Regions from separate parts of the Homo sapiens genome. Here region 2 is linked to region 1. Evidence: read pairs that join two places in POLR2A ChIA-PET (ENCODE). Cell type or tissue: GM12878. All regions are shown on one strand.

What was found. Peaks named below come from ENCODE experiments on the same cell type or tissue, not always from the same donor. Only the 100,000 strongest peaks of a DNase experiment are listed, where the experiment ranks them.
Region 2: POLR2A ChIA-PET joins it to region 1 with 7 read pairs; 2 of 35 experiments call an interaction of 5 or more read pairs at or near these places.

What each region holds. Positions count from the first base shown.
Region 1 is chr22:42,723,438-42,731,437 of GRCh38, forward strand. No RefSeq gene overlaps it. Among named protein-coding and RNA genes, the nearest start is that of A4GALT, 6.6 kb to the left of the region's middle. In GM12878, no CTCF peak of the experiment used is centred here; a DNase peak (open chromatin) is centred at 4,278.
Region 2 is chr22:42,971,964-42,979,963 of GRCh38, forward strand. The region is part of intron 1 of PACSIN2 (protein kinase C and casein kinase substrate in neurons 2); the gene reads right to left. Among named protein-coding and RNA genes, the nearest start is that of PACSIN2, 39 kb to the right of the region's middle. In GM12878, no CTCF peak of the experiment used is centred here; no DNase peak of the experiment used is centred here; H3K4me3 peaks cover 417 bases; H3K27ac peaks cover 1,637 bases.

The sequences.
Region 1 (8,000 bases):
GCCCCTGTAGTCCCAGCTCCTCGGGAGGCTGAGGCAGGAGAATCACTCGAACCTGGGAGGCAGAGGTTGCAGTGAGCTGAGATCATGCCACTGCACTCCAGTATGGCGACAGAGCGAGACTTCATCTCAAAAACAAACAAACAAAAAAAAACGGAGGCTGTTGGCTGGGTGCAGTGGTTTAAGCCTGTAATCCCAGCACTTGGGTGGCCGAGGCATGCGGATCACCTAAGCTCGGGTGTTCAAGACCAGCCTGGCCAACATGGCAAAATCCCATCTCTACTAAAAATACAAAAATTAGCCAGATGTGGTGGTGCCTGCCTGTCATCCCTGCTACTCAGGAGGCTGAGGCAGAATTGCTCGAACCTGGGAGGCAGAGATTGCAGTGAGCCGAGATCATGCCACTGCACTCCAGCCTAGGTGAGAGCGAGACCCCGTCCCAGAAAAAAGAAAAATACTGAGCCCAAGATGGAAATTAACCTAAGCTCACAGAGGCTGAGGCAGTAGGATCATTTGAACCCAGGAGTTCAAGACCAGCCTGGGCAACATAAAATGATCCTATCTCAAAATAAAGGTAAGAAAGGAAAAAACAAGCAGAGGTTGGAATTCAAATTTGCCTGACCCCCAAAGCCCCAGCAGCCTTTGAGGCCAAATTATTTTCTAGCCTGACCTGTCCCGACTGCAGGGAGAGCTTCAGAGGCCAGGGCGTGAAGGAGGAAGCAGGGGACAAAAGAGCCTATGTGTCTGACCTGCCCTGGCCTCAGTTCACTCATCTGTGAAACTCTGCCCTGGAAGCACAGCCTGGCCCATGTTGCCCTGGGCTCTCCTGACCCCCGGAGCACCCCCTCCGCCTCTGAGCCCAGTGCTCCCCTCTTCCCTCCCTCCTAGCACCCTGGCAGGTCCCTTTCCTCCTAAGGTTGAGCACACAGGCTCTGAGAGGAAGGGAAGGCATGGCTCGTGGCTGGCTTTCTGGTTGGAGATGGAGAGGGCTGGGATGCTTGTGAAAGAAGAGAGTGATCTGCCTGGGGTTGAATCTGCCTCTCTTAGCAGGGTGGGTGTGGGCAGATTTTTTTTTCTTTCTTTTTTTGAGACACTCTTACTCAGGCTGGGATTTATTATTATTATTATTATTATTTAGAGACAGGGTCTCACTCTGTTGCCCAGGATGGAGTGCAGTGATGTGATTCCAACTCACTGCAGCCTTGACCTCCCAGGCACAAGTGATCCTCCTGCCTCAGCCTCCTGGGTAGCTGGGACCACAGGTGTGCACCACAATGCCTGGCTCTTTTTTTTTTTTTTTGAGATGGAGTTTTGCTCTTGTCACCCAGGCTGGAGTGCAATGGCGCAATCTCGGCTCACTGCAACCTCTGCCTCCTGAGTTCAAGTGATTCTCCTGCCTCAGCCTCACGAGTAGCTGGGATTACAGGTGCCCGCCACCACACCTGGCTAATTTTTTTATATTTTTAGTAGAGACAGGGTTTCACCACGTTGGTCAGGCTGGTCTTGATCACCTGACCTCTAATGATCCTCCCGCTTTGGCCTCCCAAAGTGCTGGGATTACAGGTGTGAGCCACCTCGCCCAGCTTCTAGGCTGAATTTCTTTTTTTTTTGAGACGGCGTCTCACTTTGTCGCCCAGGCTGAAGTGCAGTGCAGTGGCGCGATCTCAGCTCACTGCAAGCTCTGCCTCCCGGGTTCACGTCATTTTCCTGCCTCAGCCTCCCAAGTAGCTGGGACTACAGGCACCGGCCACCACGTCCGGCTAATTTTTTTTTTTTTTTTGTATTTTTAGTAGAGACGGGGTTTCGCTGTGTTGGCCAGACTGATCTCGAACTCCTGACCTTGTGATCCGCCCGCCTCGGCCTCTCAAAGTGCTGGGATTACAGGCGTGAGCCACCGCGCCCAGCTAGGCTGAAATTCTTAAACTCTTTGAACCAATGGGTTTCTCTCCCATCAGTAAACTGGAGCTGGTCATCTGGTTGTGAATGTTGAATAGAAAGCCTGTGGCCACTTTGGTCTACCTGCAATAAGGGAAGGATAAAGCACTGGCATAGTTACTGTTGGGGTGAACTCCTACCACTTGCTAAGCCCTTTCCAGGGGCACCCCTTACCCAGGAGGACCCTGGGGCTTAAGGAGCCAGGCACAGCCTTGCCTAAGGGCCCTCAGTTAATAGGTCTCAGTCCATAACTCTTAGTCCTGGCTAAGACAGTAGTGGTCCTGGAAGGTGGTGGGCTCCCTGCAGCCCCACTGGGCCCATGCTCCAAAGCAGATTTCATATCCACATGGGAAAGAACAGTCTGACAATTTGCACGGTTCGTGGTGTGGTGGCTTTCCAGCAATTTATTTCAACAGGCATTTCCTGGGCCCTAGAGAAGAAAGGCAGGATGTCAACATCTAGACCACTGCTTACACGGGAGGGGAGGTTCTGTCAATTACTCCATAAGGCTCTCCTGGCAGAAGGAACAGCACAGGCAGAGGCAAGGCACAGGGTCCGTCTCCTCTCATCCCCTGTGTGCCTGCTCTCATTGATCACCCCCTGTCTGGCCCCTAGCTCCAACTTTCTGGTGGACAGGGATCTTTCTTTCTTCTCTCTGCCAACTGTCTGGTAACAGCACACTAAATACTTCCTGAGGAATTCCACCTGGGTTTGGTGTGGTTGACCTGTCCCCAGCTCCAAGGCGGGCCTGTGAGCCAGTTTAAAGCAGTGGCTCCCTTGACATAAGTAACTCCATCTTTTTTTCTTCTTGAGACAGGGTCTTGCTCTGTCTTCACTGCTGCAATCTCTGCCTCCCAGGCTCAAGCAATTCTAGTGCCTCAGCCTCCTGAGTAGCTAGGATTATGGGCACTTGTCACCATGCCTGGCTTTTATTTTTTTTTATTTTTTTGGTATTTTTAGTATAGACGGGGTTTCATCATGTTGGCCAGGCTGGTCTCGAACTCCTGACCTCAGGCAGTCTGCCCGCCTCAGTCTCCCAAAGTGCTGGGATTACAGACGTGAGCCACCGCACCCAGCCTCTCTTTCCTCTTGATGTTAAGTGTGACTTTGTTGTGGAATGTTTAATCTGTAACATTTATATATAGACTAAGCACACTACTGTGTATGGTTTGCAGTATTGACTGACTTGTGGAGTGGCTTGAGCCTGTGTGCCTGTGGCTCTGACTACTGAGTAAATGGGAAGCAATGAGAATGCCTCCTTGGGAACCCCATGGAGCTCATGGCTTTTGTGATTGAAACACAAAAAAATCTGCTAAAATCCTGACATTGTGGAAAGACACAAACGTGGGCCTGGTTATTTCTGACCCTGGACTGTTCACAACACCCAGCCAGAGACTGGTCCAGAGATGATGTGACCCACATGGTCTTAATGATAGAAGTCTGGGACAGAGGTGTGTCCTCTTCTGGATGGCTTCTAGGTGTGTTGTCTTTTTCTGGACTCGGTGATATCTCATTGCCACATGAGGGGAGGGCCCATCTCAGAATAGAGCCCAGTCCCCCATGAATGGAGCTAGTTACACACACAGAACTGAGTCAGGGCATCCCTGGAGCCATGTCCAGCTGGGCCTGACCTGGTGATCTCCCTGCTTCCATCCCCACCTGGGCTTTCCTGTTACACGGTTTGGTTTAACCAGACAAGCTGGATTCTTTCACTTTTCTTTTTTTTTTTTTTTTTTAAGACAGAGTCTCCCTGTCGCCCAGGCTGGAATGCAGTAGCACGATCTGGGCTCACTGCAACCTCGGCCTCCTGGGTTCAAGAAATTCTCGAGCCTCTGCCTCCCTAGTAGCTAGGACTAAAGGCGCACATCACCACATCCAGCTAGTTTTTGTATTTTTAGTAGAGACAGGGTTTCGCCATGTCTCCAACCCTGGACCTAAGGTGGTCCGCCCATCTTGGCCTCCCAAAGTGTGGGGATTACACACCCAGCTTCTTACTTTCCCTTGTACAAGCAGGAATTTTGATTGATACACTCTTATGGGTACTGGCACTTTCCACTCCACCCATGAGCAAGCTTGAGCCTCTCCCATCCCAAGAAAAGGACAAGAAAACAAAAAGCAAAGCAAACACTCCTCCCTCCACCCTGTGACTGCCAGCTCTCTCCTCCTGTCAACCAGATTTCTCAAACAAATCACCTCCACTCGCTGTTTCTGACCCTTCCTTCCCTGTCTTCTTCATCCCTTTCCTGTCCCCTGCTGAGCCAGCCAGTGTCACAGTGACTGCTGTGGCTCGCCCTTGTCAATACAGAATTAACAATAACAATGTTATTAATGTCTGTTAACAAAACCACAGACTGAAGGAACTTACTGTCCATTTATGACCTTAAAAGTATGAGTTATTTCCGGCTTTGGTTTTTTTGTGTTTTTTCTTTTCTTTTCTTTCTTTTTTTTTTTTTGAGACAGAGTCTCGCTCTGTCGCCCAGGCTGCAGTGCAGTGATGTAATCTTGGCTCACTGCAACCTCCGCCTCCTGGGTTCAAGCGATTCTCCTGCCTCAGCTTCCCGAGTAGCTGTGATTACAGGCATGCACCACCACGCCTGGCTAATTTTTTGTATTTTTAGTAGAGACAGGGTTTCACCATGTTGCCCAGGCTGGTCTCGAACTCCTGAGCTCAGGCAATCCACCCACCTTGGCCTCCCAAAATGCTAGGACTACAGACGTGAGCCACCGCGCCTGGCTTCCGGCTTTGTTTTTGACAAGAGTTGCCTGAAAGCCACAATAGCTCCTTGCCCACCCCCAGTCTCATGGGCACCTTGGTACCCAGATATAAGTCTCTTAGACCCTTATCCACTAAAGGAAACCAGTATCCCTTGGAGCATATAAAAAAAAAAAATTAGGCCGGGCGCGGTGGCTCACGCCTGTAATCCCAGCACTTTGGGAGGCTGAGGCGGGTGGATCACAAGGTCAGGAGATCGAGACCATCCTGGCTAACACGCTGAAACCCCGTCTCTACTGAAAATACAAAAAATTAGCCGGGCGTGGTGGCGGGCGCCTGTAGTCCCAGCTACTCAGGAGGCTGAGGCAAGAGAATGGCATGAACCCAGGAAGGCGGAGCTTGCAGTGAGCTGAGATGTTGCCACTGCACTCCAGCCTGGGTGACAAAATGAGACTCCGTCTCAAAAAAAAAAAAAAAAAAAAAAAATTAGAATGACCCAGAATGGCCTGGGGTGGCCAGAAAGGAAGGCCACACTCACACATGTTAGGGGAATATGGGACAGGCAATGGAAACAACCAAAGTCTCCCCAGCATCAGCCAAGCTGTGATAATATGAGCATAAAAAATTATTCCCTGGCTGGGCACAGTGGCTCACGCCTATAATCCCAACACTTTGGGAGGCTGAGGCAGGAGGATCGTTTGAGCCCAGGAATTCAAGACCAGCCTGGGGAGCATAGTAAGACCCTACCTCTACAAAAAAAAAAAAAAAAAAAAAAAGCCGGGCACAGTGGCTCACACCTGTAATCCCGGCACTTTGGGAGGCTGAGGTGGGTGGATCATAATTGAGGTCAGGAGTTCGAGACCAGCCTGACCAACATGGTGAAAACCCATCTCTACTAAAAATACAAAATGTAGACCGGTGTGGTGGCATGCACCCGTAATCTCAGCTACTCGGGAGGCTGAGGCAGGAGAACTGTTTGAACCCAGGAGGCGGAGGTTGCAGTGAGCTGAGATCATGCCACTGCACTCCAGCCTGGCATGACAGAGACTCTATCTCAAAAAAAAAAAAAAAAAAAAAAAGAGTTGTAATATAAGAAAGATGTCTGTGGGACTAGGTATGGAAAAAAATAAATACGAAAGATGATTGTCATATGACTTGAATTTTTACTGAGCTTAATATGTGGGGGTGTGTTAGTCCACGCATTTTGTTTCTTTTATTATTGTTAACATATTAGGCCGGGCGTGGTGGCTCACACCTGTAATCTTAGCACTTTGGGAGGCTGAGGCGGGCAGATCACCTGAGGTCGGGAGTTTGAGACCAGTTTGACCAACATGGAGAAACCCCGTCTCTACTGAAAATACAAAATTAACCAGGCATGGTGGTGCATGCCTGTAATCCCAGCTACTCGGGAGGCTCAAGTTTATAATCCCAAGGAGGCAGGAGAATCGCTTGAACTCGGGAAGCGGAAGTTGCAGTGAGCCGAGATCACGCCATTGCACTCCAGCCTGGGCGACAAGAGCGAAACTCCATCCGAAAAAAAAACAAAAACAAAAACAAACAAACAAAAAACAGTAAAGAGATCTGTTTGCTTTCTTTTTTCTTTTTTTTGAGACGGAGTCTCACTCTGTTGCCAGGCTGGAGTGCAGTGGCGCGTTCTCAGCTCACTGCAACCTCTGCCTCCTGGGTTCAAGGGATTCTTCTGCCTCAGCCTCCCAAGTAGCTGGGATTACAGGCACGTGTGACCACGCCCGGCTAATTTTTTTGTATTTTTTTTTAGGAGAGATGGGGTTTCAGGGTGTTTGTCAGGCTAGTCTTGAACTCCTGACCTCATGATCTGCCCGCCTCGGCCTCCCAAAGTGCTGGGATTACAGGCGTGAGCCACCACGCCCGGCCTGATTTGTTTGCTTTCTATCTGTGTAATCAGAAAAGAATAAACACAGAGCTCTGGGCTGGAGCCCTGGAGAGGCAGAAACTGCACCAAGGAAAGCAAGCACAGACTCATGGGCACTGGTAGCTGCACACAACTACCAGGCAGACAAGGCTCTGCCAGGTATTCAGGACAGGGGCCACCCCTAGTTTGCAAGGACAAGGAGGATTCAACAGAGAATGTCCAAAATGACTAAATAGGTCATTGCAATCCCAGCAGAGGCAGTCAAGTCCTATGTTCCAGCCAAGGACCAGCAGTCAAACATCCAGATGCAGTGACCTCAGCTTGTCTTGGAAAATTATTCCAAACATGGGAAGATACCAAAATCCCATCACTGGCCAGGCAGGGTAGCTCACCCTGTAATTCTAGCACTTTGGAAAGCTGAGGCAGGAGGATCACTTGAGCCCAAGAGTTCAAGAGCAGCCTGGGCAACATAGCAAGACCCCTGCCTCTACAAAATATAAAAATTTTAGCCAGGTGTGGTGGTGTGTGCTTGTAGTCCCAGCTTCTTGGGAGGTTGAGATGGCAGGATCGCTTCAGCCCAGGAGGTTGAGGCTACAGTGAGCTGTTAGCCATTGCATTCCAGCTTGAGTGATAAAGCAAGACCCTGTATCCAATAAATAAATAAATAAATAAACTCCCATCACCAAAGTCCTAGGGAGAAATCAAAAGATCCCTAAGAAGATAAAAGCAATGATAGAAATGAGAAACCATTGGCTGGGCGCGGTGGTTCACACCTGTAATCCCAGCACTTTGGGTGGCCAAGGCTGGCAGGTCAGGAGTTCGAGACCAGCTTGACCAACATGGTGAAACCCCATCTCTACTAAAAATACAAAAATTAGTTGGGCATGGTGGCAGGCGCCTATAATCCCAGCTACTTGGGAGGCTGAGGCAGGAGAATTGCTTGAACCTGGGAGGCGGAGATTGCAGTGAACCGAGATCATGCCACTGCACTCCAGCTTGGGCAACACAGCAAGACTCCGTCTCAAAAAAAAGAAAAAAAAAAAGAAAAAAAGAAAAACGAAGTGAGGAAGCACTAAATGATCCCCGGGCCTTGATGTTTCAGAAGAGTGTTAAGTGTAAAAGTATTCTTATGGAAGTCAGCCATACAAAATCTGTCATTGCAGTTTAGATCATGTATGGGAGTTTAGTAAATTGTTTGTAATCAAGGTTGGAATACTCAAGAAATTGGATTTTGAAGTTTTGCTTTTGAGATAGAAGAGCCCAGCTGGTTACAGTGGCTCAAACTTATAATCTCAAGACTTTGGGAGGCTAAGGTGGGAGGATCACTTGAGGTCAGAAGTTCGAGACCAGCCTGGGCAACATGATGAGAACCTCTCTCTATAAAAAAATTTTTAAAATTAGCCAGGTCTGGTGGCGCACCCCTGTAGTCCCAGGTGCTTGGGAGGCTGAGGCAGGAGGATTGCT
Region 2 (8,000 bases), 250 kb after region 1:
AGGTGAGGAGCCCCTCTGCCCGGCCGCCACCCCGTCTGGGAGGTGTACCCAGCAGCTCATTGAGAACGGGCCATGATGACAATGGCGGTTTTGTCCAATGGGGGGGGGAAATGTGGGGAAAAGAAAGAGAAGTCGGATTGTTACTGTGTCTGTGTGGAAAGAAGTAGACATAGGAGACTCCATTTTGTTCTGTGCTAGGAAAGATTCTTCTGCCTTGGGACGCTGTTGATCTATGGCCTTGCCCCCAATCCCGTGCTCTCTGAAACATGTGCTGTGTCCACTCAGGGTTAAATGGATTAAGGGCGGTGCACGATGTGCTTTGTTAAACAGATGCTTGAAGGCAGCATGCTCTTTAAGAGTCATCACCACTCCCTAAGCTCCAGTACCCAGGGACATAAACATTGCGGAAGGCCGCAGGGTCCTCTGCCTAGGAAAACCAGAGACCCTTGTTCACATGTTTATCTGCTGACCTTCCCTCCACTATTGTCCTATGACCCTGCCAAATCCCCCTCTCCGAGAAACACCCAAGAATCATCAATAAATACTAAATATATATATATATATTTTAAACCACCACCATTTTAGAAAAATAGTTCCTTATACATCTAGGAAAAAAAGATATGATCAGAACTGTGCACTAGGAAACCTGAAGTTGTAGCTCTGCACCAGGATGGGCCCAAAGTGGCCAAAGGAGAATTCCACCTCTGGGCTTTCCGACCTGGACACCACGCCAGGAAGCACACAGTCTACTGCCTCACTCTAAGAAAAGTCAGCCATGCTTTTACTTTTTTTTTTCTTATGTTGCCCAGGCTGGACTTCAACTCCTGGGCTGAAGCCATGTTCCCGCCTCAGCCTCCTGTGTACCTGGATTACAGATGCATGCCACTGCACCCAGCTCAACCGTGCTTTTAAATGGCTTTGAATGTGCTTCTTTATAACAGCATCTTCCTACATTTCAGACAGGACAAAATTCTAGAAATAAAAGCACACACCTGGATTTTCTAATTACGAACAGCATGTGAGGATTGTTCATTGTGAACCAGATTTATCATGACTTTTATGGCTGGGGTCAATACGGAAGTAAGAACTTTGACAGGGCAGTCATATATCTGCCCACATACTGCAGCAAACACATCTGGGACATGACCGTCAGCTCAAACAAGAATATCAGTGAAATATTCCTATCCAAAATGCCCTGCAACAAATTACTGAAAGATAAGGAGAGAAAGCGAGAAGTGGTGTTTTTAAAACAATCTTTAAAAAGAAAAAAGGCAGAAGACACTGTAAAAAGTATTTCCAGAACAGAAGGTTCAAAATGACAGACTCTGTCACAGGTCTCGCCCACAAGGCAATCCCTCCTGAGCAACTTCATTATTTCCACTTGCTCAGGAATTGACGAGCAAAACACAGGTCAAAACTTCCCCAGTGCTCTGAATTATGCAACTGGGAATCTGTACCACACTGTTTTTTGTCAACAAGGCTCCACTGAAGCTTCCTCCTTTAACTTCTCATTGAGAAAAAGACTCCAGATGCTTTCCCCATTCATTTTTCAAATGTTTCATTCAATCAGAAACTCTACATATACACTTTGGAATTTACACATTTGATAGCTGCAAAGCTCGCAAGCAAGCTCTCCAGCCAACATGCCTGCCTGTCTCCGCCCAGGTGTGGCAAGCCCCACACTTGTGCCACGCATGGCCCCCTGCCCCATAAACCCAGACTGGGTTGGCTGCTCTCCCCTGTAACTGACACAGAAACAGGCCTGCTACACTCCAGTCTTAGGCCTGGGCCCATCCTCCACTCCCGTCTCCATCATCCCTCATTGCCCTTGTTTCCTTGGCACCTAGCACAGGGCTTAGGGTCTAGGGGCACAGCATATGCTAAAAGAGGAAAAGAGAAAAGCCCACGAGAGAAATGGCAGCCTCATCCTTGGGGACACATAGCTCAGGTGTGGATGCCAAGTACCAAGAACAGAAGCGTAGCCTTAACTTGTAGCCTGATACAAATGCCAGCTCACAGCCCACGAGCTGTGGAATCGCAATTCAATTTACCTCAGAGCCTCTGTTTCCTCACCTGTATAAAAAGGACCAGCATCTCCCACCTCACATGTTACCAAGTGGATTACATGAGATAAAGCACCTGGCCTGGTGCCTGGCAGCTCACTGTTGTCCTGAAATCTATGTAAGTCTCCTTCCCTCCGTATCCCTATGTCGACTCTGCTTCCGGTTATCCGCCATCCAGTGTACCATGACTAGGTACAATGAAAAACAAAAGCCAGTTCCACCAAGGGCCTGGCGCCTGAACCGTCTACCCAAGGCCCTTTCCCATGAGCACCAAATAGCAGGTGCCATACCCAGAGCATTCACCTGTTAATTAGATATGATCTACTTCTAAACAGTAGGGAAGGATGCCAGCTCCCCTTTGCCAATGATTTCCATTCCCTCAATGCTCCTGGTCTAAGCCACGCCTAACTCCTCCCCACTGGAGAACAGTAGAGGAGAGTGCTCTTCCTGGTGAGTAGGGGCAGAAGTACCACATACAGGCTTCTTGTCTGGGTAGAGGCCATCCATTAAAAGATCATAAGCACCAGCCATGGCCAACATGGTGAAACCCTGCCTCTATTAAAAATACAAAAATTAGCTGGGCATGGTGGTGTGTGCCTGTAATCCCAGCTACTCGGGTGGCTGAGGCACCGTAACTGCTTAAACCTGGGAGGTGGAGGTTGCAGTGAGTTGAGATTGTGCCACTGCACTCCAGCCTGGGCAACACAGTGAGATCTTGTCTCAAAAAAAAAAAAAAAAAGAAAAGAAAAGAGAAGAAGGAGGAGGAGGAGGAGGAGAGGAAGAAAAGAGAAAGAAGAAGAAGAAGAGGAGGAGGAGGACGAGGAGAAGGAACAACAACAACAACATAAGCTTTGGGAATTAGTCCTCTTTTCCTTTCCTCTCCACCCCAGATTGATGCAAGGCAGCCAGCTGGAGCAAGGATATCTCCTCTGCAGACCCAGCTGACCTTTGAGTAGACTGTGCCAGGGCCTAGAATGTGGGTCAGGGAGAGTCAGCAAGCCCACCTGCCTGCACTGCAGATGAGCTCTAGTCCACCACTTCTACTACATTGTAACAAGGGTGGCATTTTGGTCTTGTTCTGACACTCACATCACCCTCTCTAAGGTCCAATCTGTATCAGTTTAACCTACTGACTCCCTTAAATCCAATGCCAATACTCAGTTATTAGCATGGAGGACGCTCCCACCATATTCACCACAAGTTTTAGTACTTTCACAGGATACAGAAATCCATTAGAGAAAGTCCCCATTCTTGTGGTTTACTCATAAGACAAATAAAACTAAAATATATCTATTAAAAGGTAGAAAGGGGGCTGGGCATGGTGGCTCATGCCTATAATCCCAGCACTTTGGGAGGCTGAGGCAGGAGAATTGCTCGAGCTCAGGAGTTCGGGCAAGACCCTGTCTCTACAAAAATAAAAAATATATACAAATATATATATATATAGCATGCACACAATGAAAAATTATCCAGCTGTAAAAATGAATGAAAAATGAAATTTGCAGATTACTTATGAGTCTCTTTTTATAAAATTCATAAACAAAAATAGAATATATTATTTACAGATACATGTGTATAAGTATTCTTTTTTTTTTCCCTTTTTCTAACCAGAGCCTTGTCAATATTCTTTAAAAAAAAAAAAAAGGTGCAGGAATGATGAACTATTCTAGAATGCCTTTACCCCCTGGCAGGGAGCACCCACTAGGAGTTTCCCTGTGGTGCACAGTGGTTTAGTTCTCCAGCTAGGAGGTTGGCTCCCAGGCATTTATTAGTATGTTCCAAAACTTATATATCCATCACCTCTTATTTTACATGAATTTTAAGTTATCTAAGAAAACATTTCTAAACTAGGGGTAGATGAGAGAAATGCTGTAAGACAGACACAAGAAAAAGACCCACTGATAGATGTTCAACAAATACCAGGCCAAAAGCGGGCCAATGCTGAGACACCCTGGCCCCCATGGCTTTCCAGGCCAGTCTGGAAGGTCCAATCTGAGCTGAAACCCTACAGAGTTCACAGCATTGAGGCCTTCCCCTCCTCTGTCATTTGGAGAACATTCATCATCTTATTTTGCATGTAGGAGAGGAAAAGGGGGCTAGAAACTATGCCTGTGCTAATTCTTCACCTAGAGGGAGTACAGAACCTTGGCACCTGCCAGGCTAACCCACCCACTGCTGACCCTCCTCACTCTAAATGTCACAGGTAGTTCTCAAAATGCCTCCAGGCTTATCACTTTAACGATCCTCTTCCCAGCCCAACCCCAGGAATTCCTGGTTCCTATAGAGCAAGGCCAGAAGCTACACCCTGGTGAAAGGCCACTGGCAAGCGCAGGCCTTAATGCACACTTGCTCCAGACAGAGCAGAGGCAACACTGGCCAGCCCAGGCGACAGACTGGCTCCTCTCCCCAAAAGCCTGACAAGTCCACAGGATCATCGATTTGAGGCAACAGTGCTAAATGCAGGCCTCCCTGTCATGCCTGGAGTGTCACAGAATGGCCACTTAACAGGCTTGCTGCTGGGTGTTGGCACCTATTTCTGTATTTATGTAGATTCTATGACTGTTTTAGATTTTCATTAAGATTAGCGGCAGAATTGTATTACATGCCTTTTAAATATGCTAACATAACCACATGGGTTTTCTTTTTAATGTGATACAGTGAATTGTGATGTATAACATTAACTGAGCACTTATTATGCACCAAACCCAGGTCTAATCATTTCACAGATACCCCATTTCGTCCTTCCATCAACCCTATACAGCAGTATTGTAATTGTCCTGCCAATTTTATAGATGAGGAGACTGAAGCTCAGGGAGATTAACTAATTTGGCTAACGTCAGAGAATTAGTAAATGGCAGGACTGGGGCAAACCATGCTCTAATCCCTGAGCTAGAAGTTTCTCCAGCCGACACAATACCTCATGTTATGCTATCCTTGCATTGCTAGAGTAAACCTTGTTTGGTCATGAAAAATTAATCTTTTAATACACTACTGTATTCAAATTATTATTTGATTTAGAAACCTACTTTAAAATGTTGCAAATATATAAACATATATATGCATTAATAGACACATATTACATTCATATGAGACTGATCTGTAATTTCATTTAGACCATGGATGGAAGAAGAAACAAACATTTTTACAAAGAAATAGAAATAGAAATTTGCAAAAAATCTTAAAATTTTATGGCAAAACACACCTAAACAATGTAAAAACAAACTATAGAAACAATAGCTGGGGACACATTTGCAATGCACACAACAAATAATTTATAGCCCTAATATACAAAGAGTTCCTAAAAATTCAAAACAATCCAGTAGACGGAAAAACGGAGAAAGGATATAGGTATGGAATTCACAGAAGAAAAAATAAAGAAAAAAGGTGAAATGGTGCTCAACCTCACCAGTACTCAGGAAAACACAAATTAAAATAAAAGTGCTCCATAGAAACAGAATGGTGAAAAACAGTTTTTAGTTAAAAATAATTAAGACTATAATACCATTTTCAGCCATGAGATTAGCAAAAACAATACAACATCTAGCACTGGTGGAAATGCCCAGTAAAAGGGGTTGATATGGTTAGGCTCTGTGTCCTCACCCAAATCTCACGGCAAATTGTAATCCCTGTGTGGCAGGGGAGGGACCTGATGGGAGGTGATTAGATCATGGAGGCGAATTTCCCCCTTGCTATTCTCATGACAGTAAGTGTGTTCTCGGAGATCTGAAGCATGTGGCACTTCCCCCCTCACGCTCTCTGTCTCTCTCCTGCTCTGCCATGGTAAGACACGCTTGCTTCCCCTTCCACCATGATTGTAGTTTCCTGAGGCCTCCTAGCCATGCTTCCTGCTAAGCCTGTGAAACTGAGTCAATTAAACCTCTTTTCTTCATAAATCACCCAGTCTCAGGTGGTTCTTTATAGCAATGTGAGAACGAACTAATACAGGGGTACTCATACATTGCTAGTACAAGTCTGAAAAAGACTAGAGCAATTCAGTGTGACATAACTACTAAAAACTACTGACCTGGAGAGAGATCCAGAGTACAACACTCACTCACTGGCTCATTCATTCATTCATCCCACAATGAGCACCTACAACCTGCCATGCACTTTTTTCAATTATTTGTTATCAAAAGAGCTTAAATTCAGGGGTGTGTAAGCTCAAGAGAAGTGAAAATAACAAGTTGCTGAATAATGCCTACAATAGGTCCCTCTCTTTTTTTAAAACATGCATTTGTGAGGGTCAGGAGAAAGTTGTGGAAGGCTCTGCTACAACAAGCAGTCAACAGTTGATTACCACCTAGCTGTTTATACATCTTCTGTTTCTCTTGGCATGAGCACACAGTAACAAATCCAATAACCTATAACGCTGAGAAATCTAACAGAAAATATCAGTCTTCGTTTACACGCAACACAAGAAGAGCACAGGGCCCACACTGCGTTGGTGGCAGAGCCAAAAGTCCACCCTCATCCTGCTGAATGACTGCAAAGCTGGGCTCTTCACTCCCAGATGACAGTGTTTCTCCTCACTCACATTCACCCACCCACACAGAGCAGAAAGCAGGAAGGTTTCCATGCCCGCACTGACGGTAAGTTGTGGGAGGCAGTCGGGCAACATTTCTGGAGTTCCTATGAATGATGTGCTATGCTTTTTGGCCTGCAGACGTTCAGGTGGACTCAGATCTGAGACATATTCAAAAGTATGTTTGCATCCTGGCCCTTGGTTTATGTATTTCCTCTTCCCTAGGGCATTCTACAAAGCATTTCCAAAAAGGCTGGTCCCTGCCCCTTAACTGGTTCCTCCTCCTGGCAACAGCATTCCAGCTGGGCTTTGGGAAATCTCCCTACTCCTTCAAAACAATTGTTTCTCCCCTGGCTTCTTTTCAGGTTTCCTATGAGTCTATGAGGTCACTCCACCCAATGTCTTCCAAGGAACTGATTATGCTCAGGTTAGCTGGTGACCTCAGAACTCTGACCAGTATAATGAACTGTGACAGAAAGGAATGCATCCTGTTGACCAATCCCCCTGCAGTATAGCACAGACAACAGGGGTACTACAAAGCTCCATTGCCTAGGAGAAACAGCCAGCACCTGTACTGGCTGAGACATAGAAACTTCAAAAACAATTCAAATGTCCATACCACTGCCCAAGGCCCAATGATGGTTCATCTGTTTGTGTTTTTATTTATAGATTTACAGAAATATAGAGATATTTGGCCAGGTGCGGTGGCTCATGCCTGCAATCTCAGCACTTTGGGAGGCAGAGGCAGGTGGATCACCTAAGATCGGGAGTTTGAGACCAGCCTGGTCAACATGGTGAAACCCCATCTCTACTAAAAATACAAAAATTAGCCAAGCGTGGTAGCAGGCGTCTGTAATCCCAGCTACTCCAAAGGCTGAGGCATGGGAATCACTTGAACATGGGAGGTGGAGGTTGCAGTGAGCCGAGATCATGCCACTGCACTCCAGCCTAGGCAACAAAGCAAGACTCCCTCTCAAAAAAAAAAAAAAAAAAAAAGGAAAGAAAAGAAAAAAGAAATATACAGATATTTAACTAAATATAAAAACAGTCAAAAAACAAAGAAAGAAGTAATTGGCCCAGGTCAGATACCTCCTTCTCTATGAATTCTCTGGCTCCTTCCTCCTGGGAGTATATGCTCTGTCTTAAGGCACCTGCCGCTTTCTAACTTGGGTTATAGTTATTTAAACACAGACATTGCCTCCTCTAGGCTGGGAGATTCCTGAGGACAAAATCCCTAAGTTATTAATGGATTAACGGATCCCCCTTGCATCCTGACCACATGCTACAGACTGATATGTTGCCCAGTGTGCTGAAACACGTTTGTCTGCAAACCCCTGCTTATGCCAACTGTACTTGTCATTGTAAATTTACATACACACATTTATTACACATACGCACATACATACAATACACAT